Linked DNA regions of Mus musculus: region 2 is linked to region 1. A link is a loop called in an ENCODE intact Hi-C map of the cell type or tissue named here. Cell type or tissue: heart. All regions are shown on one strand. Links, peaks and the distances in the headings refer to the core of each region. The heading gives the core; the rest is flanking DNA. Region 1 has its middle 2.7 kb from the start of Il2. Region 2 has its middle 2.4 kb from the start of Gm12532.

The links. A loop is a pair of places that touch in the nucleus more often than their neighbours do. Peaks named below come from ENCODE experiments on the same cell type or tissue, not always from the same donor. Only the 100,000 strongest peaks of a DNase experiment are listed, where the experiment ranks them.
Region 2: it touches region 1 in a loop (1.9-fold over the local background); 3 of 42 quality-filtered maps call a loop at or near these places.

Annotation. Positions count from the first base shown.
Region 1 is chr3:37,127,153-37,130,065 of GRCm38, forward strand. No RefSeq gene overlaps it. Among named protein-coding and RNA genes, the nearest start is that of Il2, 2.7 kb to the left of the region's middle. In heart, for the core only: no CTCF peak of the experiment used is centred there; DNase peaks (open chromatin) are centred at 1,309 and 2,129; H3K27me3 peaks cover 300 bases.
Region 2 is chr3:37,179,011-37,181,923 of GRCm38, forward strand. No RefSeq gene overlaps it. Among named protein-coding and RNA genes, the nearest start is that of Gm12532, 2.4 kb to the right of the region's middle. In heart, for the core only: a CTCF peak has its summit at 1,182; no DNase peak of the experiment used is centred there.

The sequences.
Region 1 (2,913 bases), core at 216-2,715:
GGTCACCTGAATAGGATACATTGGATTCCTTATCCTCCGTGTAGTACACTGGCTGCGTGATGGAGTAGGAACATAGTTCCAAATCAACTGGTAGAGACGGGGTCTTTCTTAGGGAGCTTGCCTGTGGTGTCCCCATTTCTAATAACTTGTACTGGTCTAGTCTTTATGCAGACATTTATCTACCATCTAAAACATCCTGGGGTACATAGAAAGGGAGAAAATATGTGCAAATACACAGATTAACATAAGCCTCACCACACACCTACCCCATTTTGTAGATTTGAAAACTGAGGATGTAGGGTGATGAGATGACTAAGGGGCTTGCTATACAAACCTTGCTCTCTGATCCCTGAACTTACATAAAGGTGGAAGTCAGTTCTCACTGACTCCACAAGTTGTCTTTGACTGCTACATGCACACTGTGGGTAGATTAGATAAATCATTGAGGTTACTCAGCCTTATTGCCAGTAAAGGGTAGGGTGAAGATTCGAAACTAGAATGTTCTGACTCCAGAATCTACTCTCACACCATCTGTCTTCCTATTGACCTGATCCTTGGATGGAGACAGATAACATCCTAGAAATGTTGGATGTTGGGCAATGTAAAGAGTTTTGAGATAGTTACTTTAAGTGTAATTTTGATGCTGGGGAATAGTGAAAGCAGGAAGACTAAGCAATGTAAGGAATGTTGGCCTAAAGTCTCTCACAAAGAACAGAGAATGGTTCTGGGATAGTTCTCCAATCATTGGACAGTATTCTAGAAAACAACAAAAAACTCTGCATGTATCTTGCAGTAAGCTTGACAACTTCTGGTATCATAGTGGCCCTGTTGGCATGTCTGAAGGAAAGCAGGATGGGGACAAATCTCCTAGTCATCATCACCTTCTGTGCCTTCAGATTAAGCATGCCATCGTGAGGGGCATCTACCTAATAACTCTCAGCCTCAATGCTCTTGTCTCTCTTCTCAGATCTTCAGCATCTCATCCCAGCCCAAGCAACTCAGGCCTCCCCTTCCAGAATGGAAGGAGTCAGGCCCACACATTTTCCTGTGTGGGGGCTTTTCCACACAGTGGGGCCTTTGATGTCCTCATGGGCTCAACATCTCTATTTCTCCAGCTGTTTCCATTAGAGAAATTTACATGGCCGCGTTTCTAAAAGCCTGTAGAATGAGTTCCTGGGGCCAAGGTTCACCCCTACAGAGCATTGCATAATTGGCAGCATTACAAAGGTTGGCCTCCCAGTTTCTTAAGATGCTTGGGGAGAAAGCTACCAACAGCTGTGGTGCACTTTCCATTTTTAACATCCTTGACACAGCAGCTGGGGTTTCTGGCTGGAGAGGTGATGTAATCAGTCGCTGCCTGACTACCACATGTGTCATAAGCCACAGAGCTCTACTGCTCAGTATTAGCTGTTCCAGCTGCTCCTAGAAGTGAAGGCAGGCCCAGACCCTAGAGATGCTGCCCGGGGAACCTGTCACCTGTTGCTTACATGGTCCACTCATGCAAACTACTGAGAACTCCACCTCCCACAAGAGTTTCTTTTGCCTGATCTTTCATGGGATTAAAGCTACAGTTTAGTCTGGTGTGAGGCCAGTGTGAATTCATCTCTTGTTACTAGTTGTTTGGCTTTCAGTTCAGACCCTGTACTTGTCCTTTGAAAGTGGAGCATGTCATTTGTTCATCCATGAAATCCGAATTTCCTTGGGGTGATGCTCCAACTTCATCTTTTAAATTTTATTTATCGTATATTATTTCAGTTTCTCACAAACACTCAGAAATTTGTGACAGCTGACTCCGACTTGGTCCTCACCAGGCAAGTTTTAAAGTTTATGACCTTCAGCATGGAAACAGTTTTTATTTCTTTGGTATTTTTAATGTTTAAAAGTTTTCGAATTCATCATCTCACTGAATCACATTTAATGGATGGGAAACCTGATGTTTGGGGAGGTTGAGTGACTCTGTGATTCTGTTCTCAGTTGTGGTGGGGTTGTAGATTTCTTCCTGCTCCTCTCTCTCGTCCCATCTGTTTATCAAGTGAAGGACAGTGAAGCTGAAGTCCCTTTAAGACAGGCTGAAGTCAACTCTGCAGCTGTTCCATCTCACTCCAGCCTGCCAGCGGTGGCTAGGGAATTCAGGCAAGGCTCCCTGCATGGACAGTGCCTCATCTGAGCAGCTTTGGGAGTCCTTGGACCCTGGAATAGCTCCATTCCATTAGTGGCTACAAAGCCTAGTGTGGAAGCAGATGCAGTCCTGACTGAAAGTTTAGTGCAGAGCTATATCAAGGACTCCAGTACCTCAGCCTTCCCTCTGCCAGGCTCAAAGAATTGCCAAAAGCCTTCCTCTGCTCCAAGTACAAGGGTTTTCAAATGACAGACCAGTGTGCACGATAACTAGCAACCACAGCCGCCGCCTCCTCCTTGATGCCTCAGGACATTCCTACAGAGACCTCTGTCTGAGAGAGCTAACCTGCCCCATTATGCAGTTTTGGGGTTTGCACAGTAGGCACTTCCCCCCCATCAGAGCAACTACAACCCACCCACACCAGCTTTTCTGTACCTGTATCTGTGTGACTGTCCTTTCAAGCCCTGAGGATTCCCAATAGAGACCTGTATGTTAGGTCACATACTGTTTCTTGTGGCTGAGTATAATCATCTGACAGCGATGATAGACTTGCAAAACTCAGCAGATTTATAAAACACTTTCACATCTGCATATCTCATCTTTTCATCTCACTTCACTACAAATGGTTAATGAAACATTTTCACATATCCAGCCACTTTCTCTATGTGTTATGAAATACAGATAAAAGCTGGGTGTGGTGGTGAATCCCAGCATTTAGAGGACTGAGGCAGCCAGATCCTTGTGAGTTGGAGACCAGTCTGGTCTAAGAGTACCAGGACAGCCAGGGTTCTCTT
Region 2 (2,913 bases), core at 155-2,654, 52 kb after region 1:
CTATTTTTTTTCCAATGGAGTGGTATTTTTTTTTCGGAGATATGTTGCTCAGTTCCTTACTACAGAATGCTTTTAGTCTGGGATCATGTTGAGAGAAGGCTCAGTAACAGCCAGCTAGAGGTGCCATTCCCAAGTCAGAGGCCTGGTGGTGGATTGAAGGTGCTGGGTACAGCGATGTGCACATAAAAACACAGCACTAAACAAGCTGAGCCAGGAGGATTGTAAGTTCAAAGCCACACTGGGATAAATACTGTGATTCGTCATCACACACACACACACACACACACAGAGAGAGAGAGAGAGAGAGAGAGAGAGAGAGAGAGAGAGAGAGACAATCTTGTTTGTAACAAGTCCCTTTGGTAGTATTGCATGGACTTGTGAAAATCGAGTCTTGATAAAGATACAGTTGAAAAGGATCGATCACGTCTCCCCAGCTTGCTTGAGATGCCTCTTAGAAAGCAACACAGAATTCTTGGTTTTAGAACAAGAGTCAGAGATCAAGAAACAAACCAGTGTCTTGATGTTTGACCTATTCTCGGAAATCTGGTTAACTGACTGTAACCTCAAACCCTGCGATGACACACTGGGATCCTCTCCTGCTGACCTCTGGAGCTGCTTCCTGAAGCCCCCGCAATGCAAGAGAAATTAGGAGAGCGGAGGACAGAATGTTCTGTGATCTGAGCACAGCAGAAAGAAGCAGAAGAGAATGGAGTGACAGACCGTAGCTGTCCCTCTGACTCCTCCTACCGGAACAAGCCTGGGTCAGAGGATCTGTGTCTTAGGTAACATGGCCAAGACGGAGAGTCTCCTCTGTCATAGAGCTCACCAGTGGAGCCTCGGTGACCCGAGAACTCTCAGTTTAGGGGAGCCACAGAGAAACACCCTACTAGAGACCTTGGTGTTACCAAGCCACAATAAGCCACAGTAACACTCCTACCCATGGACCTCTGGGCTGCAGACACCATAAGAAGGTGTGACAGATCACAGCAGAAATGTGAAGGTCAACTTTGCATAGCTGCTCATGCCTAATTGTGAGGAATTATGACCAGGAATTGAAATCCTCTGGAGGTGCACATCTCTTATCCTAGTAGCTAGGAGGCTGAGTCAGAGGACAGCAAGGCCATCCTGGGCTATGTAGCTAAACCCTTTCTCGCAAGGGAAAGCAAAAGCAAGGTGATTTGTTTCCCAGCTAGGGGGCGCTATTTTGAGAGGCTGCTGAACCTTCAGGAGGAGCAGCCTCGCTGGTAGGAGTAACTCAGAAGGGGTGGGACTTTGAAGGCTAGATCTCGCCCCTGGTTCTTGCCACCTTCATCTTATGCTCCTGCACCCATGAGCTGAACTGCTCTGCCATCTCTGTGCTGCCATGCCGGATCAAAACCTTCCAAAGCTGAGAGATTACTTCCTCCTTGATGCGACTGTCACGGTGATATACTAATATAGTGATGCAGCACTGTAAGATTCCCAGGACGCCTGATGCCTGTGAAGAAAACCAGAAGTGCCCGTACCCACTATGTGCCTATGTGTACCCACTGCGTGCCTATGTGTACCCACTGTGTGCCTATGTGTGGAGGGTGGCAGGGTTTGAGATCCTTCATGATTGCGTGCACTGGAGGAAGGTTTATTTATATCGGTAATTTTCTTCCTGGTCTTTTTCTGGAGGTGATTTCCTGAGCTTCTTTACCTTAAAGTAAGAGTGGACAGAGACCAGTGTAATTGTAAGATTATAAACTGTTAAGAGTACTTCGGGAAAACCCACTCTAGCGAAAACTTTTTAAACTGTAAGATACTTCTGTTCCACTATCACCACCCATATAGTTCACATATAAAATATTTGTTTTACTTTCTGGTAAAATTCAAGATGTGATGCTCAAAAGTTTGAAAAAAACAGAGATCTGGGAGAAGGAAAAATATCACAATCATGCGTTATTTTTGAATGAAGAAATGAAACAAAAGGAGGATGTGACTCCTAAAGTATAGAGATTTTATTGTAGGTATGAGGGGGAAAGCAGGCAGGGGCAAGGGTCTGGGCGGAACATGGCAGACTAAAGTGGACCATGAGAGGAGAGGTGGGGAGGGAGAGGAAGAGAGGAGCAGCAGCTGACCAAGAGAGGCGGCCCAGTCAAGAGACCAGCATAGCCCAAATGGCTGAGTTACATAGGGAAGAGCAGCTGGGGAAGGGTTGCTAGCCTCCTCCCTGGGCTGAGAAGGTAGGGGGAGGATCATGCCAGCCAGGAGGACCCTGTAGTGCTGGGAGAACCTGGTAGCCAATCAGCTTTGATATGTTAATAAGCACCTCAGCCTTTTGTCAGGGTTTGAGACCTAACAGTTCTGGACCCGGGGTTTTTTTTTTTGCTTGCTTGCTTGCTTGCTTGCTTGCTTGCTTGCTTGCTTGCTTGCTTGCTTGCTTGGCATAGCCTGTCATTGGAGGGCTAGAGAAATCAAGGTCCAGCGCACTCAGAGACTTCACTGAATTTGTCTCCAAGATCTCTAAGATCAGATGTAAGGGCTGAAGCAGGATGGTCCCGGGAGTGGTCCAGCTGTGTCTTCATGGAGGCCTTCCCAGTGGGAAGCTTCAGTTCCCGGCTCCATGGAGAAAATGCGATATTTCTGTTCTTCCTTCTGTCAGGAAAATGATTTAATCTAAAGAAATTCCTCTTCCAGGTAACAATGTAGGTTTTTAAAAAAACATAAATCAAATTTCTCCTTGTGAGGTTCCAGCGTCAGTGAGTGAGGCTGTGCTGATGAGGGAGGAGGGAGATCAGCCGTCTCACTGAGGAAGTCAGGAGGAGGAGGAGGAGGAGGATGCCCTCTGTGTGTTGGGTGCAGAGAGCTCAGCAGCGTTTTAAACCCTGACCCCAAGCTGACTTCGAAGAACAGATTTTTCTTTTCAGAGACCCAGAAAAAGCCTAGTAC